2 separate regions of the Mus musculus genome follow, and region 2 is linked to region 1. A link is a loop called in an ENCODE intact Hi-C map of the cell type or tissue named here. Cell type or tissue: heart. All regions are shown on one strand. Links, peaks and the distances in the headings refer to the core of each region. The heading gives the core; the rest is flanking DNA. Region 1 has its middle 45 kb from the start of Gm13218. Region 2 has its middle 28 kb from the start of Gm13218.

Region 1 (5,384 bases), core at 121-5,120:
CTCCCCGCTTTTCTGGTTCCTTCTCCCCTCTCCAGGAAGGACAACCTCACTGTGGACAGAACCTTCTTCTTACAAAGTTCTTATCTGCTTGGTCCAGTGACCTGAGATGCCATACTCAGCACCTGTATGAACCAAACCTGATCATGAAAGTCTGGCGTCCTGACATGGGGACTCTTACTAACCCAGAGCAAAGGAGACAGGAAGAGGCAGGCAGGCGGGGCAGTTAATGCGCTCCTTAAATTGACCCCTCACTGGGAATTAAACATTGAGCCTAAAGCATGTTAGGGCAAGTGCTGAGCTATATTTCTAGCTGTTAGCTGTGAGTCTCCCATTCTCTAATGTTTTCCCAGCCATTGTTTAGTGAAGTTTGAGTTTCCTCCATGATGGAAAGGTGGGCAAAGCTCCCAGAGAAAAGAGCTTGGTTTGTACTCTCCTCTCCTCAGGGTCACAGTGCTATCTACTGACACATTCCAAGTCCTTATAAAAACTGTCAGGGTCAGCAAGCACACCGGCTACCCAAGAGAAACATCTATTAACCATCATGAGGTGGATTTTACAGCTCCTAATAACATCTCCCTTTAAGTTTACCTAGAGCCCTGCTATATATATATGTCTGCCTTGCTTACAAGTTTGGGGTATGACTCCAGAAAAGTCATAGAAACAAAGAATACGGTCTCCTACTAACAGTTTTAGAACTTTTAACTATCAAATTCTTTATGTATATATATATTTTATATATTTATCTATATATTTGATATTTAAATTTCAATATATCATATATGAATAGTATGAATATATTAATATATTTTATAATATATTATATGATTTATTTTCATTTATCTATTCACATATAAATGTTTTACTTTGTTTATATTCATATAATACATTATATATGTATATATTTATATTATAATTATATATACTAAAATATATTTATATATTAGTTTTCTTTATATAACTATATTTATATAATTTATGCATAACATATTATACAATATGTTATAAAATATTTCATATTTTATATAATATATTATAAGATATAGATATATATGTATATATGCTGGATAAATGAGCCAAGTCAAGTCAGTATTCAAGAGCACTGGCTGCCTTCCCAGAGAACCAGGGTTCAATTCCCGTCACCCACATGGAAGCTCACAACTGTTTGTAACTCTAGTTCCAGAGAATCTGACCCCTTCTTCTGGCTTCTGTGGGTTCCAGGTACGTAAGTGGTGCACAAACACACATGAAGCAAAACACCTATGTGCATAAACAATTTTAAAAATTAAAAATGATCATGACAGATAAGTCTAAGGTTGGATTTCTAGGAAGAGCTTAGATATTTAACCTATAAAGCTTTCCTAAAAAATACCTTGAAAATCAAATGAGAATATCTCACCTTTTCTCAGGACACAAGCTAACATAAAGTAAACAGAAAGAAATCATGATCTGTCTTTTAAGTACCTTGCAGTTATGTTTGTGTGGTCAAAGTCAATGTCCTGGGAATGTGATAGTGATCATTCTTAACTCTGGTCCAACGGTTTCCTCTGGATTAGTTTCTTCAGCTTGCTTTCACCTAACAAACAAAACAAAACAAAACAAAACAAAACAAAACAAAACAAAACAAAACAAAAAACAAAAGGTACTGTCTAAAATCCTATCCTGGGCTTCCACCATTGTAAAGTTCACATTGTCAGAACTGATTGCAGGTTTGTTACAACCACGTCTCGCTGAGCTCCCTGAAAAACATTTTCTTGATTTTCTTTTGAGTTATCTCTGAATTCTATATATTTGTCCTTATGACATTACCACGACCACATCGTGTGCTTGCTCGCTCTCTCTCTCCCCCCTCCTCGCCATGTGAAAGTCAGGCATGGCTCTGGGTGCCTGGAAGCCCAGAGCTGAGGGAAGACGACACAGTAGCCTCTGCCCAAGAGTTAGCCAGTTGATCAAACAATGATCCTCAGGTCAATAAGAAAAGGAATCTGAAAGAAAGGAAGGAAGAAAGGAAAATAAGGAGGGAGGGAGGGAAGAAGGAAGGGGGGAAGGGTCATAATGTCCTCTTGTAGCCTTCCCTTGTGTGTTCATTGATACTCAAACTTCACCCTCTATACACACCCAAGTGCAGATATCACACAGATAAAAAAATAAGTGAAAAAATAAAAGATTCTATTCCTTCTCATGTAGGGTTGTGTCGTCTTCCTTGCATGGTCTGAGAGAGTGAAACAGGTCTGTGTTGTGAAATCTTTTGAGGGTGTCACTCCAAAACCAAATGTCCTTTGTCTACTTTGGCATTTGTCCCTCCATCCCCTAGTCTTAATTCTTATTCCTGTTGTTTAGAAGTTAAAAAGATCCAAACTGATTCTCTGAGTCCAAGAGTTTAAAAACATGGCTGGGACACATTTTCTAAATAAAGACCTTGCAACCCTGAATTCTGAGTGACTAGCTACAGGCCTCGATTTTCCAAAAGCAAAGAACAATATTTTATGCTGGAGTTGCTGTAATATAAATAACCAGGTCTGGAGAAACCTTTCTGCCAATGTCTCACAGCCCAGAGGACAGGCTAGGTCCTCAAAGAGACCCAAAAGAGAATCAGGGGAAAGTCGGAGGCTTCCTGTCTTTGTAATGAGTTTACTAATTAAATCTTAATTGTAAACCAAGCTGAGCAAAATTCAAATGAACGTCGGGTGCCAGAAGCCAGGTTATTATGATGGAATTGTTTATAAGGACAGGAAAATGACTTTCTAAACATCACATTCCTGTGCAGGAGCCAAGACTCTGAGGAAGTCTCCCCACCCCCACCCCCACACCCCCACACCCCCACCCCCATGAGGAGAAGCTCAGAATGGAATGGTTAAGTGACCAGGACTTGGGATAACGGAGCAACATCCAGATGTCCAAGTCCCCTGGATTCAACCACTGCCAGAGGCTGCAATATTCTCCTGATGGACTGCAAAAGCCCTGGACCTTGGGCAATGCAATGTGCTTTTGCCCTTTAGCACAAGTAAGTGGTCCAGCATTTCAGCAGTGATGTGATGTGGTGGTGATGGAAATGGAAATTCCATTTCCTTCTTAAATCCCTGACTGCTCTACTGGAAAGGAGCTGCGCACGTTGACAGAAGCCCAGAAGCTTCAGACAAACGGAGCCACGTAATGGAAAACTCAAGAAGCTGCTTGTGCTTCCTCTTAGCATGGCCACTGAGGTGGGGTGGAGACCAGAGAAGCATTCAAAGCAAAACTCACACAGTTACGTACGTGGACCAAGATAATCTATTACCAGGTTAGGAGAGGAAGGCCCAAATGCACTTGTTCCACTTTGGTGGTGGTTGGTTGCTATTGATGGTGGTGGTGGTGGTGGTGGTGGTGGTGGTGGTGGTGGTGGTAGTGGTGTGGTGGGTGGGTACTTATTTCTTTAAGTGAATCTTGTTAGGTATGGTAGCAAATACCTATAATCCCAGGACTCAGGGGGCTAAGGTGGGAGAATACAAGAATGTAAGGTCTGGGCTGCCTAGCAAGTCTCTGTCTCAATAAATAAGTAAATTGCCTTGAAACCGGTTTTCGTGGTGTGAGCATGTGTGTGTGTGTGTGTGTGTGTGTATGTGTGTGTGTGTGTGTGTGTGTGTGTGTGTGTGTGTGTGTGTGTGCAGGCACATGTACATGTGTGCATACTTGCAGGAGCCAGAGGAGAATCTGGCAGATGTTTAAACTGCTGTATAGCTTATTTTTGAGGCAGAATCTCTCATTGGCTTTGAGCAAGACTTAGTATCAACAAGAGCCACATCAGGCACTGGCAAGATGGCTCAGCCAGGAAAAGCACTCGCTGTTCTTGCAGAGGTTCTGAGTTTGGGTTCAGCATCTATGTCAGATGGCTGTCAATTGCCTGTAACTAGAGTTCCAGGGAGTTTGACCATCCCCTCTGGCCTCTTCAGGCACCTGCAGGCACACACAAGCACACATGTATGCACACACACACACACACACACACACACACACGTAAAAAACTAAACTAAATTTTAAAAAATCCACACCAGCCATTAGCAATACACGACCCCATTATTTAAAGGCTAGAACGGGGCTTAAGAAATAATGTTACAAATTAATATTAATATCAATCGTTATTGATTGTCAACTTGACTGATCTTTATGAGACACACCCCTAGATACCTATGAGATTGTCTCCATAAAATCGTAACTGAGGAGGAATTGTGGCACCGTTCTATGAGCTAGGTTCTTGGGTTGCATAAAAAGAGGTAGCCAGCTGAACTCATCTCTCACCAGCCAGCCAGCCAGCCTAATGGAGCTAGTTACAAGGACTGTCTCCAAGTACAAAATGGATGCTATTTAAGGAGCTACAACTACAACTGCACGGCCTCCTCACTGTGGATGTCATGTGAGAGCTGTCTACCCCTGACATTACACATTCCTGCCATGAAGACTGTGCCCTCAAACTCTAAGCCAATACAAGCTTTTCTTTCCTATTTGTTTGTCTGTATTGTTTTGTTTTGTTTTTTGAGACAGGGTTTCTCTGTGTATCCCTGGCTGTCCTGCAACTCACTCTGTAGACCAGGCCAGCCTCGAACTCAGAAATCTACCTGCCTCTGCCTCCCAAGTGCTAGGATAAAAGGCATGCACCGCCGCCACCACCACCACCCAGCAAGCCTTTCTTTCCTTAAGTGGCTTCTGTCAGATGTTACATCACAGCAACAAGAAAAGTATATAATATGCCATCATTTGACTTTTAATTCAAGAACAGGAAGCAAGAACTAACTCTCTCTCTCTCTCTCTCTCTCTCTCTCTCTCTCTCTCTCTGGAAAACTGTCATAAGACAAGCGCCATCCATCTCTGACTCTTTGATCCACTTTCTGAATTATCCCTATAGAGAACCTGTAAGTTACTAAGTAAATTCAAATCATTTTTATGGATCTCTGCTTGAATCCCTAGTTGGTCTTTCATTTTCCCATTAATGGATATAGAGGCTACTTGTAGATAGGAAAACCCCATCTCATATTTGGAATCTTCTGAGACATGGTGTATGTAGACTTCTGAAATACCCCCTCATTTTAGCCTTGTCTGTCTACAATGTAAATGTCACGCTAATCATAAGATAAGAATTGGACCACTCTCAAAAGGCTGGCTCTTTGAACCAAGGATATTGGTGGCTCCGATCAGTTGCTGAACTTCATTTCATCGACTCCTAAACAGAGAAAAGTCACACATCATCCCAGTATGAATGCCAACTTGGTACCTCTATGGTCTTAGTGTTGCCTGGAAGCTGTTGAGAGTTGGGGAGAACAGGCTCACCAGAATGTGGAGGTCAGTAGGTAACGTTAGCTGTAGCAACTCAAGCACCATCCATTGTATAGTTTAAGACAGGGTCACTTTGTCCT
Region 2 (5,384 bases), core at 129-5,128, 73 kb after region 1:
TGGGTGATTAAATTACAAGCTATTTTTAAAGTTACATTTCAGGATTGTGTGTGTGTGTGTGTGTGTGTGTGTGTGAGGTAGGGAGTTGTTCCTGAATGTTGAGACTAGAGGCTCATAGGGAAGAGCTATACCAATGGAGCTATATCTAAAGCCAGCCATGTTCTATGACTAATTTCAGAAGCCCCACTTTAGTTGGGCAAGGTAGATTAATTTGTAACACCAATAAAGGAAGAATGGGGTCTAAAATGCTTGAAACAATAACAAAAACCAACCAAACAAACAGAGAAAAAGTGTATGAGGCCCGAGTGGTTAGCTACCAAAGTCCATGCCTTTCATTAGTCTCTATTGTTTTCTAGGTGACAGTAAAGCCAAAAGAAAATACAAAAGCATGCCATCAATGTCATCGTGAAAAGATGTCGTTACCTGCGAAACAGACTTATTGTGAGGCCCGCCCTCCAACCAATCAGAATGCCAGAGAACTCCCGGTCAGAGCGTTGACTGACCTATCTCTCAAGGATAAGACAATGGCCTACTTTGTTGTACAATGCAGATGGATTCCCATGCCATGTGCCCAGAGTTCGTTGAACACATGATGCTATGAAAGCGTCGAATCCATGAAGGAAGACACTAAGCATAGGTCGTACACCAGACAAAGCAAAGCAGAATCCACACTAAAGCAAGATGGAGGGCAGGTAGGATGGCTCTGTGGGTAAAGGTGCTTTGCTGACAGGTCCTGACGATCTCACCTGCTGAAAAGGGAGGACTGAATCTTAAAAGTTGTCCTCTGACCTTCAAAGGATTGAATTACTTTCCTATGTGTGTATAGACAGACAGACACACACACACAACACACACACACACAGAGAGACTTTTTTTTAAATTAAGCAAAAAAATCCTTGGTTTTAAAGTGTTCTGGAAGTTTCCTAACCTGTGTGAAACTCCATTTTTCTTCCGTCTCAGAAGATTAAGTGTTCTGTCAGTTCCTATCAGAAAGTAGAATCTCTACTTCCAAGAAGCCAGGTTATTTCAAGCCCTGCTGCCTTTCGCTTGTCATTTGCCTAACCCTGAAAGCAAACTTTCCCAAAGGAATCTCTTCTAAGGACCCATGTGCTCCTGCTATTCCCAATAGGCTCCTTCATTATTTTATCTAAGCCTTTACTGCACTGACTGAGCTTAGCCTGACAGAACCAAGAGCTTCTCTGCTGTCCTGTGAACAGAAATGAACCCAGGAGAGAAGCGAGAAGCAATTCTTTCACTGCCTACACTCACTGGCTAAGTAAACAATGCCCTTTGCTCATTTTACATAAAATGTTCTCATTTACATAAAATATTTACCTAAATGATTGTGTGCAAAGTAAAACCAAATTGGTTAACTATTCAAGGAGGACTTGAGCGAGATTCTTTCAGGATCATTGTTGTTTTCTCTGGCTCTTTTTTGTTTCCCAGTGCAGGGATATGTATGTAGGCAGGTGTTCTACCACTGAGCTACATTGCCAGTCTTCGTGTTGGCTTTTTCTTTAAAAACAGTATCTTCCATTTCAACCCTTTTAGCATTCCTTTAAAAGAGAAGAGGACTCCAACTTGAAGCCTTTGAGCTTTAAACTGAAAAAAAAAAAAAAAAAAAAGAATACAAAGAGCATCCTTCCAAAGGCAACGGCCCTAATTCAGGCACTGGGAACTCTGCTTAAATACCCAAGCTCCACTGTCCCCAACACAGAGACTTGACTAAAGTGACTAATTATAGCGACTAAACTCCATCATGACAAGGAGAATGTCCATTCACTCAGAGTAGTGGCCTCAATACCTAACAATTCAGGGCTTGACACATGAACTCCACTAAGGGTAGAATGTATAGGATCCACATTGAAGGGAAGAATGGAAGAATACTCACAGACGATAGCCCAAGTAAGGCAACACTTCAAACAGAAATATCCACTTTATTTCATTGGCATTCAAAACCCGAGTTCTTACTTGATTGTCTTTGTAGACATCAGATCAGCTTCTCCACTGGAAAGAACGTAATAGCTGATGTCTGAATTGTTTTAAATAATGAGAAAGGTTTGAGGGTGAAGCTTTAGCAGAAAGCCCTGGCTTCAGTCCCCAGCACTACATATACCTGGCATGGTAGTCCACACCTATAACGCCAGGACGCGACAGGAGAGGCAAGATGATCGAGAGTTCAAGGACATCCTCAGCTATGTACGGGGTTCAAGCTAAGTCTGTGATACATAAGCTTTTGCTTTCTGCAATCATCCTATCCAGTTAAAAAATCTTGATGATATGTGATTACTACTAACAGTCTATTTGTCAAGTCTGCATGGAGACTCACCTCACAGTAGCTAAGGGTGGCCTTACAACTGTCTAAGACTCTCTTGTTGCCATTTTCCCAGTAGATGAGGCTGACGTTTTGCCTGGGATAGTCACAGGTGATGATGTTCTACTATTTGGCAAACAAATCATAATAAGAGCCACGTAAATCTCAAGCGCGGGATGAAGCACCTTGGTGTTCCTGAGACACTTAACTAGGATTTGCTCCTGCGGTTCTGCACAAGGCATCGAAGGGAGCGAGTGGCTTGCCGGAGCTGCTCTGCACGGATGACATCACCGCTTGGCTTTCCGAACACACCTTCTTGGCTCTCGCTCTTTTGGCTCCCTTCCATGTAAACAAGGCCTGATTAATGCTGCAGAAGGCCTGTGAATCACGTATTCCACTCCCACAGGGGAAGGCAGAATGTCACTTTTTCCTCATTTTGTACACAGAGCATTTGGGTATTTAATGTGGCATCCCTAGCAACGACATAGAAACTGCTTCAGTGCCTGGCTGCCAGCCTCGTGACACTTTCTGTGAGAGCAGCTGACGGCTTGCCCACTGGAAGGCCTGTGTTAACACCTGAAGCTGCATTCAGAGGACTGACCATTATGGCTGGAACACAAGCACATGACAAGCCTGCCCTTTGATGTAGAGACAAGGAGAGAAAGGAGGCATCTTTTCTAAACCGAGAGCAAATGGGATCCCACCATTCAGTCCCAGCTGCTGTAGATTCACCAGAGCCTAGGTTGGGGGCGTTGCAACCCCTGCTATTGCTACCTCAGCCAGCTGGCAACCGCACTGAACACATATCTAATCAGTAAATCAAGGGAAGCCAGGAAAAATAAAAGCAAAAATCTCCCCCCAGCACAAAGAAGGAAGCTTTGGTCGTCAATCTTTATGACCAGGCCACAAAAATCGTTGAACGGCTGTAAACAGTCAACAAGTGATTTGGAAGAATTTCACTTGGAGGAGAGAGTAACCTTGGCCATCAACGCACCTTGGGGCCATGTAGAGCTTTATAGAAGTACTGAGCTCCACCAGACCGGCATGGTTCACCTCAGGGGAGGATTACGCTGTGGCCTCAGTTTTTGGGCAAAGAACATTCCAGACTCATGAGTTGATTTTCTTGTGCAGACCCTGAAAGTGGCAAATATTAAAATAACCCACTGGTCAAAATAATGGCTCTCGAGCATTTCCTTTTCCTCTCTGAAGAAAGCCTGGGAGAATGGAGAAGCGAGCCTTTCTTTTCTGTCCTTCTCATGTGACCTCCACAGAAAACAACACAGGTGTGCTCCACTAGCTTCATAGAATTTATTTTTCCAGAAAACCACATTGTTTTCCATTTTTATAAGCCAGGATAGGAAGACTATGAGATCAATTCATCAAAAACTACTCAAGTCCCTCTGAAGGAGGAAGTGTATGACCATGGTCACCTCCAAGGTTAATGTCTTTCTTATGAGGTATGGTGCAACTTTCAACATGCAACAGTCAAAGGTAAAGTCATGCAACAGTCAAAGCAAGCCATGAAAAGTTAGCAAATTGTTTGAATTCTTTCCATTTAGAGAGGGAGAGAGAGAGAGAGAAAGACTCAAGATTTTATTCGCCCATATTTCAGAATACGTGTGGCATATAAATACACAGATACATATGCACACATGCACACATGCATGCATGCATGCATACAATGCAGGGTCTAATACACAGGTCATTCAGGGGAAGTATTTGATTGTTTTGGTCATAACATCAACTCAGAGTCCCAGACTTCTTGAGAATTCTGAAAGCAGACTCAGACAACAGAGTCACCAGACCAGTGAAATGCAAGTCCACATGCAAAGCAAGAGAGACAATTCCAGTCACCACCTAACCCAGGAAGAAGTGAAATGGCTACTTTGAGTACTTGAGGGGGATCCACTGGCCCACCCTTTGGGCTATTTGTGCTCCCTGGACCTTTTCTGCGGAGCTCCTTGCCCCTGGCTCTGCCTGGCAGGTGGAGCTTGTGAGATTCCCCTGTCTTGCCCAATACCACAGGGTGTATTATTATTACCTATATTGCACAAGATTCACTTTCTTTGTCTCAGCATCACAAGATTACAGGGATTCCTTGGGTGGAACACAAACATTCTTCCCTAGCAAGTGCCACAGTTAGAGGCTCCTCCTCACTGCCAGCGTGTGGTGTGTCTTTGTGATTTGATGTTTGATGAGCAGAATTGCTATGCCTTGGAGTCCACATGAGGACACTAAAAATAACTGTGTGGGGATTTGGTTAGGACACACAAACATTAACATCACTACTTGACTACTTGTTTCTTAATTAAATATAGAGGCGATCGGTGACACTGTTGCTGTGATGCTAATACCACAGAGCACATGACAAGGAGGTTTCCCAAATGCTGGGTTTGATGATGCACATCTAAACTCCCAGCCCCTGAAGATGTTAGGCTGGAAGGTAGTGGCTTTGAGACTTTCCTCTGAGACAGAGGAAGACCTGTGGTTGCCAACACGCATGACAGGTAGCTCCAGTGTCAGGAGATTCCGTGTCTTCTTCTGATCTCTCTTGGCACCTGCACTCATGTCCACACACACATATGTACACGTAATTAAAAATAAAATCTAAAAAAAAAAAAAAAAAAAAAAACCTCAACACTTCCTGTTTGTTAATTGAATTATTTTATCTTCTGCTCATTCCAAAATGCTATTGCATTACTTTGTTGTCATTTGTTGACACAGTTGGGGTTTGTTAGCATATAAAAACCTCTAACTAATTTGATTGGAATCTCAGAAAATAAAAACCTGAATCCCCAGGAGATTGGAAGATCAGGTCTCCCACCTGTAAAATAGTTTGTGACCTCTTTGTGATTCTATGTCAATCACTGATTCTAAAGTCACATCAAATATTGCATCAATTCGATTTCATTAGTCTATAGATGTATTATTAAATAAATTGCAGTCATTTGGGTTTATAAATTATGTGTGTGTACTCTATGTTGTGTGTGCATGCAGCAGCCACACGTGTGATCTGGTGTGTAGTTTTGCTAGTCATCCTTATCTTCCACCCTCTTCTGAGGTCTCCACC

Evidence for each region. Hi-C counts contacts between places; a loop is a spot of excess contacts. Peaks named below come from ENCODE experiments on the same cell type or tissue, not always from the same donor. Only the 100,000 strongest peaks of a DNase experiment are listed, where the experiment ranks them.
Region 2: it touches region 1 in a loop (4-fold over the local background); 6 of 42 quality-filtered maps call a loop at or near these places.

Annotation. Positions count from the first base shown.
Region 1 is chr2:9,545,342-9,550,725 of GRCm38, forward strand. No RefSeq gene overlaps it. Among named protein-coding and RNA genes, the nearest start is that of Gm13218, 45 kb to the right of the region's middle. In heart, for the core only: no CTCF peak of the experiment used is centred there; DNase peaks (open chromatin) are centred at 2,640 and 3,050.
Region 2 is chr2:9,618,138-9,623,521 of GRCm38, forward strand. No RefSeq gene overlaps it. Among named protein-coding and RNA genes, the nearest start is that of Gm13218, 28 kb to the left of the region's middle. In heart, for the core only: no CTCF peak of the experiment used is centred there; a DNase peak (open chromatin) is centred at 2,714.